3 separate regions of the Mus musculus genome follow, and all the other regions are linked to region 2. Evidence: chromatin loops called from intact Hi-C (ENCODE). Cell type or tissue: heart. All regions are shown on one strand.

The links. Peaks named below come from ENCODE experiments on the same cell type or tissue, not always from the same donor. Only the 100,000 strongest peaks of a DNase experiment are listed, where the experiment ranks them.
Region 1: a loop joins it to region 2, with 7 times the contacts of the local background. A loop is called at or near these places in 16 of 42 quality-filtered maps.
Region 3: a loop joins it to region 2, with 3.0 times the contacts of the local background. A loop is called at or near these places in 2 of 42 quality-filtered maps.

Annotation. Positions count from the first base shown.
Region 1 is chr10:115,313,997-115,317,996 of GRCm38, forward strand. It overlaps Rab21 (RAB21, member RAS oncogene family), which reads right to left and starts at 1,595. Exons shown (of 7, transcript NM_024454.1): 1 at 1,198-1,595. The coding sequence starts at 1,350. In heart, no CTCF peak of the experiment used is centred here; DNase peaks (open chromatin) are centred at 995 and 1,635; H3K4me3 peaks cover 2,740 bases; H3K27ac peaks cover 2,374 bases.
Region 2 is chr10:115,249,916-115,253,915 of GRCm38, forward strand. Tbc1d15 (TBC1 domain family, member 15) reads right to left here and starts at 1,578. Exons shown (of 17, transcript NM_025706.3): 1 at 1,467-1,578. The coding sequence starts at 1,496. In heart, no CTCF peak of the experiment used is centred here; a DNase peak (open chromatin) is centred at 1,606; H3K4me3 peaks cover 2,777 bases; H3K27ac peaks cover 2,062 bases.
Region 3 is chr10:115,360,388-115,364,387 of GRCm38, forward strand. Tmem19 (transmembrane protein 19) reads right to left here and starts at 1,880. Exons shown (of 7, transcript NM_133683.4): 1 at 1,665-1,880; 2 at 1,422-1,572. The coding sequence starts at 1,551. In heart, a CTCF peak has its summit at 1,785; a DNase peak (open chromatin) is centred at 2,044; H3K4me3 peaks cover 2,146 bases; H3K27ac peaks cover 1,576 bases.

The sequences.
Region 1 (4,000 bases), 64 kb after region 2:
CATCCTTGCACACTCTACACTCAGTTGTTAAATAATTGCACCCGACATCAAATGTCACACTCATTAGCTTATGCATTCCAGTAGCATCTGTGTTAATTAAGATCTATTGTCAAGTCTGAGGGGTAATAAGTGTTTATCCCCCACTTCAGGTGCTAAGTGCGTTTCCTTATTTACCTTGACAACTCTGTGCACTAGATATAATCATTATGAGTACAGTAGCAGTAGAAACCCAGGGATGCACGGTTAAGCAATTTACCTAAGATCACGGGGCTATGGAAATAAATGGGGGTAGGATATGGATCCAGACGCCCAAACTCAAGATCACTAGCTTTTTTAGCCTCTGGACAGTCTGATCAAGACATGTTAATAGATAAATTCCTTCGAACACATGCAAACTGATTTTTTTTTTTAAGGAGACCAGGGAGATCGCAGATCCTTCAATGGCCTGGTTTCACTTTCAATTACATTGTAACACTTCCACACTTCCAATGGAACTGTAGAAGAAAGCCAGCGTTTTATGGCCTGACAGTAAAGAAAACGTGTAGCAGCAGTGCCTAGATTTTTTTTTTTTAGTTTGAAGACCGATTGCTGGCCACTACGCAACACGATGTTTCAACGCGGATAAGATCAAACCCCAAAGAATAAGGAAGCCACACGTCCGGACACAAGAAGGCTGCAAAGAAACGGGGTAACCGACAAGCAGCAAACAGTCGTTTAAAACAAAAACAAAAAAACCCTCCAACGACGGGTGTTTTACCACTCCATTTACTTTGAAAGCAGGACAAAATGGAACTTGCATAAACACTTAGTCATCAGTACGCTCTGGAAGTTACAAACCACCTCGTTCGCAAATTCTAATCCGTATCCGAGTTCCTACTTGGCGAAGAAAGAAGAAGGGCTGATGGTCTCGGAGACCACAGAGTGAAAACACCTGGTGTCCCCAGCCGAAGCCCATCAGAGGGGAAAACCAGCACGCAGACCGGGGGACTCCCCGACCTGCGCAGCCTCCACCGGCAACTGGGGACTTTTCCGGGTCCTCTCCCTCCCCACTGTGGGTCTTGACATCTACCGTGTGCTGAGGCCCGCGGGTCCCCAAAGCGATTGCAAAAGGCAATGGGAAGGCAGGGAAGGGGGTTTGACAGGCCAGAGGCAGAGGAGCGGGCGCGGGTCCCCAGCCCGGCTCCCCGGGGTCTGCACCTGCAGGGTGGTGATGTGCTTGTCGTTGAACTTGTTCTCGCAGTAGCGCAGCACCAGCGACGTCTTCCCCACGCAGCCTTCCCCGAGCAGCACCACCTTGAAGGAGTAGGCTCGGCCCGCCGCCGCCGCCGCCCCGCCGCCGGCCGCAGCCATCCCGCCGCCGCTACCCCGCCGCCCGAGCCCAGCGCCGCGCCGAACCCCGCACCGCCGCCGCCGGGGCGCCCGCTCCTCCCGGGCCCGGCTCTTTCACGCCCCGCCGAGCCCGGTGCTCGCCGCGTCCTTCCGCGGGCGAGGCCTGCGAGGGCCGAGAGAAAGTCCCAGAATGAAGGGCCCCGGCCACCACGTCAGGGACCCGAGGCTAGGGGAGAGCTGCCTCTCCTCCCTCTAATGGCGTCTCCTTCCTCCTACGTCACACCCCTCGTCACGTGACCGCGGTGGGCGGAGTCGGCGGCGGGCGAGCCTGGGCCTGTTTCCGCGTCCGCACGAACCGGCTCAGCATCCCGGGAATCCTGCGGTGGGAAGGAGCTGATCTTTGCGATCTGACCCCACTCTGATGGAATAGAATACAGGACATGATCGCCCGGCCCGAGGAATGGTCCCAAAGCGGATAGCCATCACACCAGGGGTCATCACACGCAAAGTCCGGCCAAGGTGCCCTTGAGTCTCTTTCTCTGGGCGCACAAATCCGGGCTCATGAACTTTACAGTTCGTCCACACGGCCAGGTCCTCGAGTCATCGTCCAGGTCTCAGCTTAAACCGGAAAGGCTTCCCTGACCACCCAGACCTTCCCACATCCTTCCATCCCTCTTACTCACTTCCTCACCGAGATATTTCCTAACAATGGTGCGCCTTCTTTATCGCTGCTTGCCACACTCGGTGGAATTCCGATTCGGTTGTAGGTTTAAGAGCAAGGATTGCAGAAGACTTAACTTCTCTCCGTTTCCAGCCCTAAAAGCCCAGGCTAAGAATAAATGCGGTCCCATCATCAGTCATCACTCCTGGTTCCCCAGGATTTCTGTCTATGCTGAGTCCACTTTGATGGGTCTGGTTTATTGGACGATTGCTTATTTTTTCTTCCTGTGTTTCCATTTTATTTCATGAAATACACTTTCCAAGAAAGCAACCTGGTATTTCTGAAATTTTGTAGTTTGGTGTCACTTAAAATAAACTTTCATCTCATCAGACTAATTTTACACTTCAACTTAAAGGCAGCTCATTCGTTCATTCAACGAGGGCGTGAATGTAGCCAATGCTTGCCATTCTCTGTGTCGCATTAGATACAATGTCTCTGTCCTCAGAGAGCTTACATTTTTAACCAAGGAAACAACGCATGCGCAATTTACACACTGCATGCTTTTTAAGGAGAAGCAATTCAGAATGTTTTACAAAGATACATGGGAAGCTAGCTGAGTTAGCGTCCTAGAAGAGCTTCCTGGAGAAAGCTGCCTTTTGTTAGGAGTATCTTCGGCAAAAAGGAGAGCCGTGAAGTAGAAAGGAGCATCCGACATTGACGTGTGACAAGAAGTCAGACAAGAAATCAGAGACATTACCTTTAAGTTCAAGGCCAGCCTCTTTTGAATTGTGAGCTCTAAGCTAATTGGAGCTACATAGCAAGACACCATTTCAGTAATAATAATAATGATAATATTTACAATAATAATGCAAATAGGAAAAGAATTTGTGATGTAACTTGCAAGGTATCAATTCAAAAACAGTCTTTAACCTGGTACAGAATGTTATCGGGTCCTTTTACAAAATTATAATTAGAAAATTGGACAAGGCTAAAATTACGTATGTCTCTCTAGAATCAATCATTTATAAGATTATCTTGTCAATTATTTTTATAAATGAGATTATATTATCTACTCCTTATGCTGCGTAGTCTTACATCAATTTGACATACAAACTAGAGTTATCTGAAAGGAGGGAACGAACCTCAAATGAGAAAATGCCACCATAAGATCCGGCTGTAAGGCATCTTCTCAATTAGTGGTCAAGGGGGTGGGCCCAGCCCATTGTGGGTGGGGCCATCCCTGGGCTGGTGGTCCTGGGTTCTATAAGAAAGCAGGCTGAGCAAGCCATGGGGAGCGAGCAAGTAAGCAGCACCTGTCCATGGTCTCTGCATCAGCTCCTGCCCCCAGGTTCCTGCCCTGTTTAAGTTCCTGTCCTGACTTCCTTCAATGATGAACAGTGATGTGAGAATGTAAGTCAAATAAATCCTTTCTCCCCAACTTGCTTTCTGTTCATGGTGTTTCAGTGCTGCAATTAAAACCCGAATGAAGACACTCCTCTCTATACCTACCACGAGGACTTTACACAATCATTTCTAGAACTAGAAAGCACCTTCTTTTGGAAAGAGACTTATTCTACATCTTTCCTCATAGGGGCTGGCGAGATGGCTCAGTGGGTAAGAGCCCCGACTGCTGAGTTCAAATCTCAGCAACCACATGGTGGCTCACAACCACCCATAATGAGATCTGATGCCCTCTTCTGGTGTGTCTGAAGACAGCTACAGTGTCTTATTTATAATAATAAACAAGCAGGGCCAACCAGAGTGAGCAGAGATCCTAAATTCAATTTCCAACAACCATATGAAGGCTCACAACTACAGTGTACTCATATACATAAAATAAATACATCTTTTAAAAAAATATTCCTCATAATGGATTGAAATTTGCATTTCTCAGCCTATGTTTACTTGTTCTTGAGAGTAAGGTTATACAGTCTGTAGTTAATCCCTTCTCTCCTTAAGCAGTCTCCTCCCTCCTCCTTTAGATAGCCATTCAAATGACAAGAATCCCAC
Region 2 (4,000 bases):
TGAAGCAAAGTCACAAAAGACAAGTTAAGCTTGGGCAGTCAGTCTGTGAACGGTACTAATGACTGTAGAAGGTGGGCAGCCCCTTAGGTCTCAGAACTGCTTTATCGAGGGTTCTTTTCAGAATCCATGCAAACTGGAAAAGAGAAGTGTAGTTTAAGTTGTGAAGATCTCATCTTGGAAAGTACCAGATTGGCCCAGCCCAAAACACCAAGATAAACTTTCTAATTTGTAATGAATCAAGAGATGACTAGCACTCATCTCAAATAAAAAAGACCAAAAATATTTTAAAAGGGCAAGGATATAAGTATACCCTAAAAGGATGCCCAACCAATTTTTCGAAAGAGCAAGACTACGTAACGTATAAGCGCTTCTGTTGCGTCTACCCCTAAGCACTCCAATACAGGATGCCCGGCATCCCTTCCGTTCTGCAGATAAAGACGAAGAACAGAGAAGCCTCAATTATCCAATTTCCCAAGGTCACAATTCAGATCTGCACCGAAGATAAGGCCGGTATTTGTTATTCCACAATCTAAATCTGCACAAACGCTGTCAAGTTCAAAACGAGGAGAAAAGCAGCGAAACATACTACGTGGAACTGAAGGAACAGCGGAAGCTATCTGCAACAAGTAAACAGGTCTTAGTGCTCTGAGTCATTACCAGCCGGTCACTGACGTTTGCGAAATAACTCGCCACTGGGAAACGCAGTCAGGTGCATCGCATGAAGCAGATAACCCTATATTCGCACAAGCTGTCTCTCTGCATATAAACTGCTAATCTAATCTAATCTCCGTACCTAATGGTGGTTCCTAGCCCACTGTGAGGGTGTCACTGACAGAGCCTCCTGTAAAACAGCAGGGCAGACACCCACACACAGAAACGCCCCCGAAGACATCTAGGAAACAAACGTTTTCATAAAGGCTTTTCTAGATGAGCCCAGCGCGGTGTCAATCGCCAGTTCCCAACCTAACGCCCGCAACCATTAACCATCTGGGTAATTTTTCGAACAGGACCCCAAGCTCTGAGGACAGAGTTGCAGAGCTCCTGGTCAGCTCCTCTGCATGGTGACTCGACGCCTTCCCCCAAAGACGACAGAGAGCCAAGCAAGCCAGGGTGGCCAAAGGCTTTTTACAAGAGAAGGTTTTACGGTCGGAAGGGCAGACGTAAAGAACCAGAGTCACAGGGGGAAGGAACGGATTCAGGGGTCCCCGAAAGGATCCGCGCTGCGGGGCAGAGCCGGGGACAAACGCCCAGGCCTGCACCGCCTGGGAGCAGGAACCGTCTAACCCCGCGCTCACCCAGCCAGCACCCCGGAGGGGCAGCTCGCACCCCGCGGAGCCCCTTCGCTGTCACACGCCGGTCTCCTCTGAAGCCGACCTGGCTCGCCTGCCCCTCGGCGGCCGCCCGCCCGCCCGCCAGCCGCAGGCCACCGGTCAGGAGCACCCGCACCAGCCGGTGCCGTTACTCACCTTCCCGCTCACAACACCCGCCGCCGCCATGTTCCCCCGCGCGTGCCTGGTGATGACGTAGCACAACCTCACGTGGCTCTCGGACTCACAACAACATCCGGTCGGGCTAAAATAACATCCGGGCGGGAAAGGGGCGGGGAGGAGCGGGAACAGCAGTTAGGCGCATGCGTGGTGAGGATGCTAAGAGGGTGGAGCCGTCGTGCCGTACTGCGCGTGCGCGTGCTTCCCCCACATTTTAAATAGAAGTCTACGGCTTTTGAAGTTTGCTCGGGCGTGGCACTTTTAACTTGGGGAACGGCTGGCGAGTCTCTTGGGTGTGATGGAAGGAGCACCTTGTTTAGACCCAGAACACGATGCCACAGCTTTCTTGCTTTAAATAAGTCACGGTAAAATTGGAATCGCCTTGAACATCAGCCCTGGAGCTAATACACGCAGAGACTTTTCCCCTTGATATTAGAGGATTCTGAACATGAGTATTGTTGCTGTCACTCACGCATGACCTTGAGCATGGTATTTTTATAGGAACTGTAGTTACTACAAGGCCCTTTATCGCTCCAGAGTTCAGGGTGCCTCCACAGCTTAGTGGTTATGATTTCAATTCCTAAAATTCACCCAAGCATCTGCATGTAAAGGATCATGTATGGCCATACGGATCTCCCCCATGTTTGGAAACAGATCGGTAAACTATTAAGTTCAAAATCTAATTCCTTCTCAGCGCAGCACCCTGAGACTTAGCTCCGGTACACAATAAAATTGACATCTTAGAGCAGTTAGCAATAGTTCTCCACCTACCTAATGCTGCGACCCTTTAATACAGTTTCTCATGTTTTGGTGCGGACCCCACCCCAACCAAAAAGTTGTTTTTGTTACTACTTCATAACTGTAACATTACTGCTATTATGAACCGTAAAGTATCTGTATTTTCCTATAGCCTTAAGAGACCCCTGTAAAAGTGTCGTTTCACCCACACAAGAGTCGTGCCTGCCCGCTGAGTTAGAGCCTTTTCAGGCTGCCTGAGGTAACAGCAGAAAAACGTGATCTGCAGGTTCTGTGAGTATCAGGAATCTAATCGGGGAGGGAGGTGCCTAAGTCTTACAGGAGAATGCATGCTTAGCCCCAGGAGGGACTCTGACCACCAAATATCAGAGATTCCAAGCAAGCCCTAGATCCCAGTGCCCAAGTTCTCACTGCTCGGTAAAGCAACGCATCTGCCAGCCATTAAGGAAGCAAGAGCGCAGTGAGTTGACAGCGAGAGAGCACAGGGGCTTATCAGTAGACCAGACTTCCCCAAGCCAACTGATTGTGGGTAGTAACCGGAGTCTGAATAATCAAAACTAGATTCTTCTGCTATCTCAGAAGGATGGAGTAATGTGGTTAAAGGAGAAACCTCACTATATTGTCAAAACTTAGCAGTGTCAGAATATAATGCTAAGTAATAGCAGTTACTCTACAACTTTTTGTAAATTTTAAAGAACTAATGTCTTAAATATCTAACATAATATAACATGGGCCAAACATGCTAACAGTCCTGAAGACATCTTTTTTAATTTTTGTAAAATTAAAAATAAAACTTATTTCCTAGCTGGGTATGGTGGCCCATACCTTTAATCCTAGTGAAAGACTCCGAGAGGAGCCCCTCGCTCAGGCCTCAGGACAATAGCGGACACCCAAGAACTCACGACAGACCGAGCTTGTTGCAAACCACATGAGGCTTTATTCGGGAAAGCCAGAGCTCTGGGGACGACTCATATCCCACGCAGGGGTAGAGGAGTCGACCTCGAGGGGAAAGAGTTCCCAGTTTTTATAGGCCCTCAGGGGGGGAAGGAGAAGGGGGAGATTAGGGGATTTCCAGATCTAAACAATGTCTATTCTCAAGAAATGGGTATGGAAGGGTACAAGGAAAGAGTCTAATGAAGGTGCAGCAATGGGCACACACCTGGTCAGAACATTGGCAGACACACAGGTTCAAGGAGTGGCCAGAGCATTGTGCACCTCTATTTTTCTAAATCAGTGAAGCTAGTTCTGCTAACACTGACGTCTATCTTGCCAATTTCAGGGCTTCTGTGTCCTTTTACATTCTGCCAGGATCTTTCACCAGCACTTGGGGAGGCAGAGGCAGGCCTCTGTGAGTTTTGAGGCCAGCCTGCTCTACCAGGACAGCCAGAGCTACACAGAGAAACCCTGTCTAAAAAACAACTACAAAAGGCAAACAAACAAATGAAATAAAACAAAAAAACAACCAAAACAAGAACCTTATTTCTTAAATATCTGATAGTGGTTTCCTGTGAATAATCAGCTTGACAGTTGGAGACATCTCCTTGAAAATGTGGCCTCCCAAGTTTATCTTCTACTTGACATTCTTAATCCGGTCTTCAGGTGCCCCTAAGTGCCCACTCTGGGCATTACATTTGATTGTCTTTCCCACCAGCATCTGTAGCACCTTATCCCGGCATCTGACATCATCACTTCCAAATACTTCCCAGGTGTCTCTCCAGTCCACGTCTCTTTCCTAAGCCCTAGCTTCTTTATACTTC
Region 3 (4,000 bases), 110 kb after region 2:
GGTGCATTCACGCCCTTTAATCCCAGCAGATCTCTTTAAGTTCTAGGCCAGCCTTGTCTATGTAGTGACAGTCTGTCTCAGAAAAACAAAAACAAAACAAAAAAACCAGTGTGTGTGCATGTTTATGTGTGATGTGTGTGCCCGAGTGTATATGTATTTGTGTGTGTGTGTGTGTATAGATAACATGTATGTAGAAGTCAGAATAACTTTGAGTTGGCCCAAGAGTTCCTGGGGGTTCTCCTATGCCTCCTCCTGCCTAGGAGCACTGGAATTATAAATGCGTTCTACTGGGCCCAGCCTCATGTGGGTTCAGGAGATTCAGACTCAGGTCCCCAAGCTTGCACAGCAAGCACACCCAACCCAGAGTCACTACCTCAAGTCCCCGTTTTGAAATGTTACAGATCTCACTGGAATGTTGGCCCACATAATTCCAGAACATAGGAGCCTGAGACCAGAGGATTTGAATTTGAGATCACCCAGGGCTACAAGCTGGGGCCTTGTCTTAAAACAAAACAACCCAAACAGGCAACAAACAAGAGTTGGATATGGAGCAGCCTCTGAACACATGCATGGGTGCACAGTATATGCAAAACCCTGGATTTAACCCCCCCCCCCACTCTAAGAGCCAAATCCAAAATAATCCTTTAGAACCATCACAGGACCAAGGTATATAATCCGAATATATTAATGCCAAAATGAAATCCATCAGCTTGTACAATTAATATATACTAAGGGAGAAAAGTCCGTAAAGTCTTGTCTTATGTTGAAGTGTCCTGTAAAGTCATATACGATGGTTGGAGGTTGTAATCCCAATACTCTGGAGGCTGAGACAGGGATCAGGAAGAATTCAGTAGCAGGAGCAGTAGTAGGAGCTAAGACAGCAAGATTTGGCTTCATGAGAGCAAAGATGTACCAAGAAGCCAATGGAAAGACCAAGTGGCTGCAGGGTACGGTGATGATCAAACCGGACGAGCAAGAGGACAGTGTCTGCACGAGACCTATCTATTTGTGTGAAGTGACAAATTCTTCAACTTGCAAATGAAAAGACTGTACCTCCTTTGTTATTCTCACGGGATTATGAAACCGCTACACCATGGCAAATCTTAAAAAGATAAGCATCCCCCAAATTGTTTCACAAAACTACCTTTTATGTCTCCCCCCCCCCCAACTAAGGTAAACAGAAGTAATTATTTGAGACATGCGTTTTGTGATAGGTATCATTAAATATCAGCACAAGAAACATCATGGAAGGCTGTAAAGTTCTCTAGACATTGTTTATCTTATCACCGTAGCAAACCAGATTCAGGTTTCGGCAGTGAACATAACTGTTCTTAACCATTTACATATTTTTTGGATTTTGAAGTCGTAGTTTAAAATTCCACCCATTAACTTCTAGCAAAACTTAAAACACTTTTACTTACCATAATAGGTGCTAGCAGTCATTGACATAATCCAGAACGCTAGGGAAATGCAAATGATCAGGCTCAGTATTACTATATTGGTAATCATCTTTATATACCTTTTGCACGTAGTGTCGTCACTATCTGTCATGGAAAATAGAGCTACGAGCACCTGAGGGGGGGGAATAGATAGCATTTCAGATGAACCAAGTCATTCAAGTTTCTTGCAACAATACTCCTTTAGAGGCATAGAGAAATACCAACATCTTCCACCAACCGAACGACAAAATAGAATCGTAAATCCAAAACGTCTAGTCACTGCTGCAGGCGCAGCGCTCCGGCTCGACCCGGGGAGGTTAACGCCGCCCTTGGAAAAAGAAGGTGCAGGGAGGATGCACAGAGGACCCGCCAGGCCAGCAGGGAGGCCGGCAGCTCCCACCTAGAGGGACCCGGAAGGAGCACAAACGACCGGTGGCCAATGAGCGGCCAGCACCGCGGAGCCCCGCCCCTCCCCGCCCTCGGACCCCCCCCCCGAGCTCCGCCCCCGCACGGCGCGCTCCGCCCCCTGGGCCCCTGCTCCAAGTCTGCCCCAGCTCCACCTCTGCCGTACGCTGCCCGGGCAAGCGAACCAAGGCTGGGAACAGCGCGGGCGAGCGCCTTTACGTCCCCACCCCGCTGCCCCGGGAGTCGCTCTGGTCTCTCCGCGACTCCCTCCGTGTACGCATGCGCAGCAGCCCTGCTCCGCTCACGTGACTCGTCGAGGCGGAAACCCGGCTTGAGTTTGCTTAGTGTCTCTTTGCGGGTCGGAGTGCTGTTTCTAAAGCACCTCCAAAATAGACGTTAGGACAAATTAGGTCTTGGGATTTGTGGACAGCCTAGACTTGAAAAAAAAAATGTCACCAGTAAGGGTGGTGTGGGTCACTAAAACCTGCCATTGATGGAATAATGAACTGCGAGTGAATTTAGAGCCAGTAATGGGTTGTAACTTATGAAGCATTCATACCAGGCGATAGGGTGTGGACGACGTAGGAGTTTATCGTTAGAAGCGAAATTACTTAGAAAGTAGCTTAAAACAATGGCTTGGCTCTTAACCTGGGCCAGACTCAACTGGTACTGCGGTATGTAAACATAAATATAGTTCCCACGGTTGAGCTTTTGTATAATTACTGTTCTAACACACATTGTGGAAGTGTCTGTCCCCATCCACTCTATCTGTAAAAGTAACTTATTCGTCTGATGTATTGTCCTCTTGTAGGGCTCACTGTTGAATAAGCTCACCCTTTATAGTTCTTTCTAGAACTCTGGCTGTCTGGTTCAACCTAGCTGTTCTGGCTCAAACTCCTCACCAAGCTGCCTGATTCAATCTGGCTTCTCTCAAGTTCCCATTGAATTGTTCTGCCTAGCCTCAAACAACTCTGGCATTTTGTTCTAATCACCTGGCTCCTTCTTGTTCTCTGGCTTTAGTTGACTCTGCTCACCTGCAATGAACTTCATAGACTTGAAACAAACAAAAACCACAACCCGAACTCAACTGCAACTGCACCGCACTCCTGGCACTGCCTCCCACCTCTGACTAGCTGTCTCTCCCTGCACTGGGGCTCTTAAAATAGCTTCTCTTTCCTGTGCTGTCCTTGTAAGATGCATTCTGTCTCTGACTCATTCTGTCAAATCTTTCGATCTTTGTTACTTTGTCTGGCCCTCAATTAGACATCACTTTCACACCTGGCTCCTTCCTTCTAAAAACGAATTTGACCTTAAAGGACTGTACTCAGGTTGTATCCGTGTTCCAGGCAGAGGGGTTAAAGGGATGTGGCCTGTCTGCGATCTAGCCAGATCATAAAGATCTAGGTCTTTGGATGTAATCCCTTGCTAGAGGAGCCATCTTGCTGGATTAAAATTCCTCTACAATTTCAAGGGTGTGTATCCTGTCCATTCATTTATACAGCAGACCATCCTATTCTCAGATAATCCGAGTCTTGGGACTGATTTCACCTTTTATACATGGGTACTATTGTGCCAGTCCCATGTGGTTCTGGGGATTCAAATCCTGTTCTCAGGCTTCTACAGAAAGCACTTTATCCACAGTGCCATCTTCCCAGCCCCAGTATCAAAACAAAGATCTCACTAGATGTGGTGGCGCATGTTATTAATCCCAGAACTCAGGAGGCTGAGGTTCATTGGGAGTTATTTTGTCCAAGTGAATAGTAACAAGCTGACAACCACATATTTCCGAAGTGTTTCCAGCTACTTGTTGACAGTGTGGGAGGCAATGGAATTATTTAGATATTGTACACAATTGTGACATAACCCAGTCAACCTTTAAAAGCTTACATTTCCACTGCTGGGGGAAGGGCTTTTTCTTTCCGGTCAGGCTATATTTCTTTTGATGTACATGGGATGTCTGGTGGCTGAAACCATTTTGTATCACGGTGGGACACATTTGTAAAACTTCATGCTATTTTAAATTTCAAAATATATGCCAAGACTGTTTTTCCTTTGGTAGAACACAAAATAGTGGCTTCAACCAAAATTATTATATATCCTCTGTTATCTATTCTTTATAGTGCAAAGACTGGTCTGATTCCATGATAAGCTTCAAA